2 separate regions of the Homo sapiens genome follow, and region 2 is linked to region 1. A link is an interaction called in ENCODE POLR2A ChIA-PET data of the cell type or tissue named here. Cell type or tissue: GM12878. All regions are shown on one strand. Links, peaks and the distances in the headings refer to the core of each region. The heading gives the core; the rest is flanking DNA.

Region 1 (5,376 bases), core at 314-5,313:
GGAGGAGGACCATGGGCAAGACCTGATCCTACTTTAGATGAGTTTCTTGACAAAATTTCTTCAGCAGCTGTTTGAGTGTTCAGTTCATGCATCCCACTTTACCTGAGCTCTGTGGCCTGTAGGTTGTATGTAATTTCCATTTTATTTTTAGTAGTCGAGTTAAGTCTTGAACTATTTCAGCCACAAGTGTTGGTTCATTGTCTGATCTTAGAGTTAGAGGCAGTCCAAATCTGGGAATAATGTCTCTTAACACCTCGGTTACCTCTAGTGCCTTCTCTGTCCAGGTGGGGAAGGCCATGACCTACCCTGAAAAGGTGCAAATGAACACCAACATGTACTGATAGCCTCCCTCTCAGGGCAATTCGGTGAAGTCCATAAGCAGTTTTTCACAGGGCATGGCTTTTGTTTTCTGATCTCCCGGGGGCCAGGTAGGCCTTTGTCGTGGATTGTTCTGAGTGCAAGTTAAACACTGCTTGTTTACAAATGGCTTGAGTAATGGCAGTGAGCCATGGCATATAGAAGTGATGCCTTAATAATGTCTTTAGTGCTGTTTTTCTCCATGTGAGTTCCTTGGTGGAACTCTTTTACAAATCTGGGGGCCACCATTTCAGGTATGGCTAGCCTCCCATTGGAGAATTTTTACTATCCTTTTTCAATGTAGTTTTTATTTTTCTGGGCAAATTAAGCCCTTTCATTTGGAGTAGCTCAGGATCTCCAGGAGGGGAATCTCTGGGAGGAGAGGCATAGCTAAGGCTTTCTTTTTAGAAGGTGGAGTTGTCATTGCAGCCTGCTTTGCCTCTTTGTCTGCCTTTCTATTTTTTTAGCCTTTAGTGTTCTTGCTTTTTGGTGCCCTTTGCAGTGCATCACTGCCACCTCTTTTGGGGCCTATACAGCATTTAAGAGCCATAGAATTTCTTCCTTGTACTTTATTTTTTTACTTTCAGCAGTTAAAAGTCTTTTCTCTTTGTAAATAGCCTCATGAACACGCAAAGTGGCAGAAATATATTTGGAATCTGTGTAAATATTTGTCTTTTGGTCTTTTGCTAGCCAGAGACTTCTTGTGAGAGCTATTACCTCTGCTTTTTTTTTTTTTTTTTTTTTTTTTTTTGAGATGGAGTCTCTCTCTGTCACCCAGGCTGGAGTGCAGTGGTGCCATCTCGGCTCACTGCAAGCTCCACCTCCCGGGTTCACACCATTCTCCTGCCTCAGCCTCCCGAGTAGCTGGGACTACAGGTGCCCGCCACCATGCCCAGCTAATTTTTTGTATTTTTAGTAGAGATGGGGTTTCACCATGTTAGCCAGGATGGTCTTGATCTTCTGACCTCGTGATCCACCTGCCTTGGCCTCCCAAAGTGCTGGGATTACAGGCATGAGCCACCATGCCCAGCCGCCTGTTTTTTTTTTTTTTTTTTTTTTTAATCTGGTATATGATCATACCTTACTGTTTCTTTGTATACCTTGTTATTTTTTGTTGGGAATTTGACCTTTCAGATTATGTGTAATATCAATTCTGGGTACCAGTTTCTCCACCCCCAGAGCTTGCTATTGCTATTTGTTTATTTATCAGTTTATTGGCTGGCTGGATTATTCTAGTAAAGTTTAAACACTCTCCCCCAACCCCCACAGTGCTAATGAAGCCTCTGACATTGCTCCTCAGAAAGACAGTTTTGGGTATGCCTACAGTTATCCTGGGATGACAGTGATATTGGTAAAGGCCACTTCTCTTTCTCTGACCACACCTAGATGTTAAATCTTCACTAATTGCCTGCTGATTGCTCCACTGTTTTCAACAATGTCCTGGGGCAAAAATAGCTTTATAATCTAAACCAAAGAAATTGTATTTCCTTTGAAAGAATAGTTTCTGAAGTCAGTGTTTGATATTTATTCTGCTCCTGGACAAGCTCCTGTCAGCTGCCTTTTCCCCTAGCTCTTTCTGAAGCAGCCTCGTTGTCTGAGATAACACCCGAGATTCTTTGTCTCATGGCCATGGAGATCAAGAACACAGACACACGCAGGGTGAGGTTAGAGCAGAAATTTAATAGGTGAAAGGAAAAGAACAGCTCTCTGCTACAGAGAGGAGTCACATATGGGTTGCCATACTGCAGTAAAACATAAGGTGTTTCATAAATGAGCTAGTGGGGAGGGGGTATCTTATCTATGTAGAGCACAAAAAACTGGTTGGGATCAGGTGTGCCATCTGCATAGAGCAGAATCTCTGGCAGCCCCCATCCCACTCTTTTGTCATGCAGGTGGGTTCTTAGCTTGGGCTCCTCCTATGCTGGGTATCTCCTTCCCACTCTGCATGAGTTAAAAAGAGGAGGGGAATTTCCATGCCTGGTCCTAGGTACCTCTTTGCAGCTGCAGGCATCCCCCCACCCCCATGCAAGCTTCCAGCTTTCTTATCTTAGTTTGACCCCAAAAAAGGGAAAGGAAAGTGCTCATTAAGACCCACTCTTTTTACTGGGACTCATCATATGTATGTGAAGTTTGGCGATTACCCAGAAAGCACTCCCTCTGTGCAGGAGTTGATTATCTAGGTTTTACAGCCTCATCTTCCAGACTCCAGCTGCATGACTCCTAAACCATAATTTCTAATCTTGTGGCTAATTTGTTAGTCCTACAAAGGCAGTCTAGTCCCCAGGCAAGAAGGAGATTTGTTTTGGGAAAGGACTGTTATCATCTTTGTTTTAAACTATAAACTATAAACTAACTTCCTCCCAAAGTTAGTTCAGCCCACGTCCAGGAAGGAACAAGGACAGCTTAAAGGTTAAAAGCAAGGTGAAGTCAGTTAGGTTAGATCTCTTTCACTATCTCAGTCATAATTTTGCAAAGGCAGTTTCAGAAGCTGTGGGGAGAAGGAGACCTGTGCTTTTTTAGGTGTAGCAGTCTAGAGTGGAGTCTCCACCATATTGAGCTGGGGTGGTGGGGTCTTAACTACCATAGACTTTTGCTTTCTTTTATCAAATTTTTACAGGTTTTCTTGAATAGATGTTTCTTCATTTGTTCTTTGTTGTTGGAACCATTTCCAGAGACTTTAAATGACTACTTTTTTTTGGTCATTTTCACCAGTTTCATTGGGAAGCAGGTCAGCAAAGCTCCTTATGGTGTCATGAAAGAAGTCAATCTCTTTCTTATAATGTTTTGCAAATTACAGTTCTCTAGCCAAAGAAATCACTTCTTTATGCCATATCTAATGGCATCAAGTTCAAGAGTGCAACATCTAAAAACATGCTTGGGCATTAGTTTTCATGGAATGACTTTAAGCCATTGACTCAGTAAGGATGCTGTTGAATGAAAATTACAAAATAACCTTCTTTTTTATGAGCTTTTCTTATAAGTGACTTAAACAACAGTTGTATAAAACTTTTAAAATTGTGAAATATGCACACATTCAGAAAAGCACACAAAATAACAGTATATTGCTCAGTTAACACCTGTGTAACCACTACTCAGATCAATCAACAAAATATTGCCAGTATCCCAGAAGCTTCCAGTTCCCTGATTCAGCTACTACCTCATTCTTTCCCTGCCCCACCTACTCCCACCCAAATACCCAGTATCCTGACTTCTGCAGTGATCCTGTCCTTGCTTTTGTTTATAGTTCATCACCACATAAGCATGCATTTTTAAACATTATAGTTTAGTTGCCCACCTTTTAAACTTCATATAAATGAAATCATATAATATGTTTCTTTTTGTGTCTGGCTTCTTATGGTAAACATCTTATTTGTCAGATGCATTCATGATTTTTTGTGTAGGTGCAATTTTTTATTTTTTATTTTATTATTTCTTTATTCATTCAGCTCACTGCAGCCTCCACCTCCTAGGTTCAAGCAATCCTCCTACATCAGCCTCCTGAGTAGCTGGGATTGCAGGTGCATGCTCCACCATACCTGGCTAATTTTTGTATTTTTAGTAGAGATGGGGTTTTGCCATGTTGGCCAGGCTGGTCTCAAACTCCTGACCTCAAGTGATCTGACTGCCTTGGCCTCCCAAAGTGCTGGGATTACAGGTGTGAGCCACTGCAACCAGCCTATTTTTTATTTTCTAGAGACAGGGTGTCATTATATTGCCCAAGCTGGTCTCAAATTCCTGGCCTCAAGTTATCCTCCTGCTTTGGCCTCCCAAAGTGCTAGGATTATGGGCATAAGCCACCATTCCCAGGCCATAACTGTGATTTTTAAATAGCTATTTCTATCTATTGTTATTTCAGAAATTGTTATTTCTGATTGAAGTTAGCCTTCCTACTATTGATGTGATATTGATAGATATTATTTCCATTTTGGGGCTTACATTAGTTTTCTATGGATGCTGTAACAAAGTACCACATATCAGGTGACTTAGAACAATAGAAATGTATTGTTTCAAAGTTCTAGAGGCTAGAAGTCTGAAGTCAAGGTATTAGCAGGACCACATTCTCTCTGAAGCCTGTAGGGGAATCTTTCCTTGACTCTTCCTAGCTTCTGGTGGTTTGCTGGCAATGCTTGGTGTTCCTTGGCTGCCAGCTGCATAACTCAAATCTCTGCCATCCTTGTTACATGTATTCTGCCTGTGTGGCTTTACATCATCTTCCCTCTGTGTGTGCCTGTGTACACATTTTCACTTTTTATAAGGACACTAGTCATATTGGACTGGGGTCTACCCTAATGGCCTCATCTTAACTTGGTTAGATTTGCAAACATCCCATTTCCAAATAAGATCACATTCTGAAATACCAGGGAATAAGATTTCATCATATTTTCTTTTTTGGGGGGGTACAATTCAACCCATAAAAGAGCTGTTATGAATCATGTCCCTATAAGCATTCTTGGTGCACATATGCATGCATTTTTATTGGATTTATACCTAAGATTGGAATTGGTAGGTCATAGGACATGTGTATCTTCAAGTGTTGTAAATAATGCCAAACAGTTTTCTAAAGTGATTGGATCACTTAGTCTCACCAGCAGTGTATAAGTGTTCCCTTCTTCCATATCCTTTCCAACACTTAATATTGTTAGTTTTTAAGTTTTAGCCATTCTGATGGGTTTATAGTGATATTTTATCATGGCTTTAATGTGTATTTCCCTAGTTATTAGTGAAGTTGAGCATGTATTCTTTCACTTTTTGACCATTTAGACTTCCTCTTTCAAAAATTGTCTGCTGATATTCCCTGCCCATCCTTCTACTGATTATCTGTCTTTTTCATATTAGTATGTAGAAGGTCTTTATTTAGTTTAGACATGTATGCCTCCTGGGAATCAAGTCTCAATGAGTCTCTAATGTTTCTACCCATCTTCTGAGTGAAGGCATTGACAGCTTTTGTTCTGGACTAACTTTTCTTGGCTTTTTGTATAGCAAAATATCTTGTAAGATACTGTCCCTTTTTGGAGTGAG
Region 2 (5,376 bases), core at 138-5,137, 52 kb after region 1:
CTTATCTGCTTGTTTCCAGACACAGCATTCCCAGGTGGCTCATGCAATCTCCAGGATTGTCAAGTCTAGGCCTCCACCTTCCTTGTCTCATTTCCCCAGGGATGACGGCTGGGCTTTGGCACTGCCTCCATCATGCCCACAACACTGGGAGACACAACAGCTCTGGTTTCTAGGCCTGATCTGCCTGGACCCATGGAGGCTCTGATTTCCCCAGTGGCTAACTAGAGAGCCTAGGTAACACAACCTGAAAGTTCAGGGAAGTTAATGCTCCATAAAGAAAATGTTGACCTGGCCGGGAGCGGTGGCTCACACCTGTAATCCCAGCACTTTGGGAGGCTGAGGCGGGTGGATCACCTGAGGTCAGGAGTTCAAGACCAGTCTGGCCAACATGGTGAAACCTCATCTCTACTAAAAACACAAAAATTAGCGGGGCATGGTGGCAGGTGCCTGTAATCCCAGCTACTTGGGAGGCTGAGGCAAGGGAATCACTTGAACCCGGGAGGCGGAGGTTGCAGTGAGCCAAGATCGCACCATTGCACTCCAGCCTGGGGGACAAGGGTGAGACTGTCTCAAAAAAAAAAAAAAAAGAAAAAAAAGAAAAAAAAAAAAAACAAAGAAGAAAACGTTGATCAAAGAGACATAAGAGAAGAGAAAGGGGTGAGGAATGAATTGTTGTCCTTTGTTTCCACAGCCAACAGTTCCAAGAAGCAGTGGTTCCAGGGGCTTTTTAAGCTTCTTAGAGACAGGGTCTCACTCTGTCACCCAGGCTGGAGTACAGTGGCATGATCATGGCTAACTGCAGCCTCGAACTCTTGGGCTCAAGTGATCCTCCCACCTCAGCCTCCTGAGTAACTGGGGCTACAGCTGTGTGCCACCACACTCGGCTAATTTTTTAAATTTTTTGTAGAGATGGGGTCTCACTATGTTGTCCAGGCTGGGTCTCAAACTCTTGATGTCAATTGATCCTCCCACCTCAGCCTCCCAAAGCATTGGGATTACAAGTGTGAATTACTGCAGTGGGCCATTCCATGGGCCTTTTGCAGAGAGCCTGCATAACCAGCTACATTTCCTGCTGTAGCTATGGCCAGCTCAGGAATGCACCACTCTGTGTTTGCTTTCCTCTTTCCCTGCCTCACTTCACTTCTTCCTGCACTTTGTTCCTGTTGAATTTCACATTCTGATATGGCATCACCATGCAGGCTTTGCCTCAGCCTCTGTTGCCTAGGGAAGGAACTAAGCAAGCCCTGATGGAAATGGTGCTATTCCTTGAGGCCCAGTTGTAACGCACATTCCTCCAGAGGGGACTTGCCTTTACTTCACCCAGTACTCTGGGGTACTTCCAACCTGGGACCTCTGTGTTTGATTGGCTTTTTGGCCACACAGGAAGTGTGAAATTCAGCCCCAATATGCATGAACACAGGTTTGTGGCTGAGAGTTCTGGAGAGGACTTTTCTTTTTTTCTACTCACTGGAGCCAAAGCCAATGTAGGCATCGTTATATAATTTCCCCTCTGTGTGGAAATGAGACTGGGGTGGGACTCTTACTTCACTTACAAAGGGAGCTCCCCTTTGGGGATACTGGTTTTGTTTGGGCTTCAGATAGAATCTCACCCTTCCTAGCCCAGAACTTGTCTTTGTCTTCCACGTTGCAGGCACATGACCCATGAAGGCCAGGCTCCCGGCCTTAAGGGGCCACAGAGGGCCCAGGGTGAATGTGAGCTCCAGCCTTTCCTTCACCCAGCAGATTTGCATTCTGCCTCTGAGGATTTTCTTCACCTTTTTTCCAGATCAACCATTTATTTAAAAAGGTATTTTTGAGTAATTATCCAGCATCCTAGGTGTTCTATATCAGGAGGGGGTCCTCTAGACATTCTTACACCTCTATTATCTGGAAATTGCTTCTTTTCTCCTTTTTTCCCCTCTCTCCCTCTTTCTTTTCCACAGGCCATAGTCTTCCATCCCTCCCAGGATATGACATTGGTATGTCTCAGAGGCTTCCAGACAGACTCACTGGAATTCAAAGTTCTGCATCCACCCTTAGCCTAGCTCAATACTTCATGCAGTACATCTACAAGAGAATGCCCTGTCTCCTAGAACTGGGTGATCTGGCAAACAGAGGGCATGCACACCAGCGGTGTAGAGCTGGAGAGGTTCTAGGGGAGAACATGGTCACTTCCTCTTATTGTACACAGCAGCAAACTGAGGCACAGCATGTTAGGGCTCAGCACTCCAGCCAGCCAGAACCTGCTTCTGACATACAGCTGTGAGAAGGGTTAAAAGAATGACTAAAAAGCAGTTTTTAAAATAGCTGTCAATTTCTACTCCCAGTCAATCTGTGCACAGCTCTTATTCACCGTGAAGCGAAAACATATACAATGTACTATTCACTCAAAGTGAAACTCCAAATGAAGTCATACATTGAACCCCAGTATCGCCCATTGTTAGGAATCAATGACCCTGAGTAAATGGAGTTTCATGAAGCCTCTGTGTGCCAGCTGTCCATGGGAGGGGGTTTCCAAAGGCCTTTCTGGTTGGTCCTGCAGCCTAGGTGTCACTTGAGTGGGTATGCCTTTGTGGCCTGGTCATTCACAGTGTGGAATCTTCAAAGCCTACCAGTGCGACGTGAGTTTTATGTGCAAAGCTGAATTCAAGGAACCCTTGAGATGGTTCATGCAGTTTTTCCCTCTGAGCCTCCAGTGATAACTCCAGACAGCACAGGGTCAGGTGTTGCCCCCTGTGTCTGGCTGCCTTACCCCTTGCCCAGAACAAGAGTAGGGCCCACAGACATTTCCCAGGACACTGGGGAGCCTGTCATGTGGACTTCCTGGCTTCATCCTTCCCCCAGCCAGGGCCTCTGACCTCTCCACTCCTGTGTCCCTTCCCCCAGGAGGATCTCTGCCCCACTCAGTATCCGGCAGATCCCTTGTTATTCTTGTGCTTTTAGAACTTTTGCTGTTTTTGGCCAACTTGAATCAACATTACTGTCTCCTCGAGCGTTTCTCTGCCAGGCAGGGGACTAGGAAAGCAGGACTGCAGGGCCTGCTCATTGGGTTCTAAGATGTGGGTGAATTCGGAGTGGGGTTGTGCAGGGCTCCCACTGAGAGGAGGGCAGGGGCCCCTTGTGAAGTGGTTAGCTCGTCTTGTCAATAGGTCCTCAGAACATCCCTTTCAGTCTCTTCTCAAAGAAGCCCTTTCAAACCAGGCCCTTGCTCTTCTGTGATCGAAGTGCTTGACTTTTTCTGCTGTTGCTCACATCCGGCCTGTCAAGGTTGTTTTCTGCCAGCCTGGTCGTCCATGCACCCCATACTATTCTCATGGACTCATACCCGTGAGGAATTGGGAGGTAAGGGCAAGCACCTCAGCACGCTGTGTGGGACCCCTAGGGTTGCACCTGGGAGGAGCAAGGCCACACGGACCTGCTGTCAGCTCCTATGCTCCCATCTGGCTGGAACCAACCCCAAGCTTGGGGTTCAGTGCCCCCGGCCCATGCACTCAGCATCTACACCCATCACCCACCTGGCCTCCTGGTCTTCTGACCCTGGGATCTCCCAAAGAACAGAGCAGAGCCAAGGCTGGCCAGGATGAGCGCAGTCTCTCTGAGATGGGACCTGAAAACAGGGGCACCCTTGGCAAGGAAGGAGGCACACAGAGTGGGAAGCAGCCAGGCCTGGCTTCGAGTCCTGCCTGGGCACTCCCCCACAAGGAGACTGTGGGCAAGTGACTTCCCTTCCCAAGCCGCTGGGCTGCTCCACAGCAGAAATGTGGCAGTGGCGCACCCCTGAAGGTTGCCGTGGGGAGTGAGGATAAGGCATGCAGAGTGCCCGGCTCAGACTGGATGACGACGACGGCCAGTGGCAACTTCTCTCCTAATTGTGCAAGCAAGCAGTCATGGACAAATCCTTGTGAGAGTGACTGTGTGTACACCAGGACACAGCTGCACAAACACCATCCCTACCCTCATAATGCTCCAGTTTAGTGGGGGAGACAGACATTAAACACATCCACACATAAGAGGATGGTGATGAAGTGTCATCAATTTCACAAAGAAGAAATAATGGACTGAGATAATTGACAGAGTGGGGGACCTAATATAGCTTAGGGGGTCACAGGAGGTCTCTATAGAACAGACTTGCTGCCTAAGGAGCTACCTAAGTAGTGAGGATGGAGGGGAAGGGGTCAAGGCTGGAGAAAGCTTAGGGCGTTTGAGAACTGAAATGAGTTCATAGTGGCTACACGTACCCGGCCCATGTAGGTAATTTAAAATTTCCTGGTGTGATTGAAAAAGCAAAGGGAAATAGGTAAAGTTAATTTTAATAAGATATTAAATGTAAGGCATCTAATGTAAGGCATATTATATAGTTTCATCATGTCATTAACATAAAAATTATTAATGAGATAGTTTACATTTCTTTTTAAATACTGAGTCTTTAAGAATCTGGCAAATATTTTACATTTATATCACATTTCAACTGAGACTAGCCATATCTCAAGGGCTCAATAGCCACATGTGGCCAGTGACCATCGTATTGGACAGCACAGCTCCGGACATCATAATATTGCAACCACTACTCCCAGGAAAGACTGGTTCACTGGCACAGGCTTCAGACACCTGCCAGAAGTGCTTTAGAACAATATTCCAGGAAGCAGCTAGCACACACAGCAGCTTTACGTGAATTACAGCCAGGTTAGGTCATAGGCTTGGCCTAGAGCTTGACCTAGACCTTAGTTCACTCTCATAGTACAGCAAGTGCATACCCCCTCTCGGGGGCCCTGAGTATGCCCTCATTAGTCTTTCCAACATTTTTACCCCAAAGAACTGACTGTAACTGGTCTTTTGTTTTGTTTTGTTTCTAGCTATATCATTACCTCCAGATATTGAAAGAGGACATCTGAACCTGTGTGATGTTGTAGAAAGAAGATTGTCTAGGGTGTCAAAGCAGACAGATGCCAGTTTGTGCTCATCCTTTACCAGACTGGTGCCTACAGTGAGTCACACTTGTTAAGTACAGTGTGGTAAGTAAGAATTCAGGTTCCAGAGTCAGACTGCAGCTCCAGTTCCTGAACTGTGTAATTTGGGAGAGACACTCAGCTTTTCTGAGCCTCCTTATCCTCATCCGTAAAATGAGGACAATTACTAGCATTGCTGGAGGATTAAACAAAATAATAAATAGAAGGCACTTACTTAGCACAGGTCCTGGCACATGGTAAACATTTAATAAACAGTGTCTATTACTATGTTTTAACTGTTATTATCTCTGTGCCTCTGTTTTCTTGGTTTTCAAGTGGAGACAATCATCCCTAAAAAACCCTGCTTTGCAGGATTCTGTGTGGCTTATGAGAGATGAGGAGTATGAAAACACCTTGTAAAACCAGGAGG

What was found. ChIA-PET counts read pairs that join two places held together with the same protein. Peaks named below come from ENCODE experiments on the same cell type or tissue, not always from the same donor. Only the 100,000 strongest peaks of a DNase experiment are listed, where the experiment ranks them.
Region 2: POLR2A ChIA-PET joins it to region 1 with 5 read pairs; 1 of 35 experiments calls an interaction of 5 or more read pairs at or near these places.

What each region holds. Positions count from the first base shown.
Region 1 is chr3:39,344,385-39,349,760 of GRCh38, reverse strand. No RefSeq gene overlaps it. Among named protein-coding and RNA genes, the nearest start is that of CCR8, 17 kb to the right of the region's middle. RefSeq lists a silencer at 2,129-2,339 and an enhancer at 2,922-2,971. In GM12878, for the core only: no CTCF peak of the experiment used is centred there; a DNase peak (open chromatin) is centred at 2,811; H3K4me3 peaks cover 531 bases; H3K27ac peaks cover 1,530 bases.
Region 2 is chr3:39,292,428-39,297,803 of GRCh38, reverse strand. It overlaps a transcript of CX3CR1 not described here. Among named protein-coding and RNA genes, the nearest start is that of CX3CR1, 15 kb to the right of the region's middle. RefSeq lists enhancers at 1,611-1,660, 2,463-2,622, 2,663-2,802, 2,843-2,912. In GM12878, for the core only: no CTCF peak of the experiment used is centred there; DNase peaks (open chromatin) are centred at 1,445 and 2,433; H3K27ac peaks cover 3,046 bases.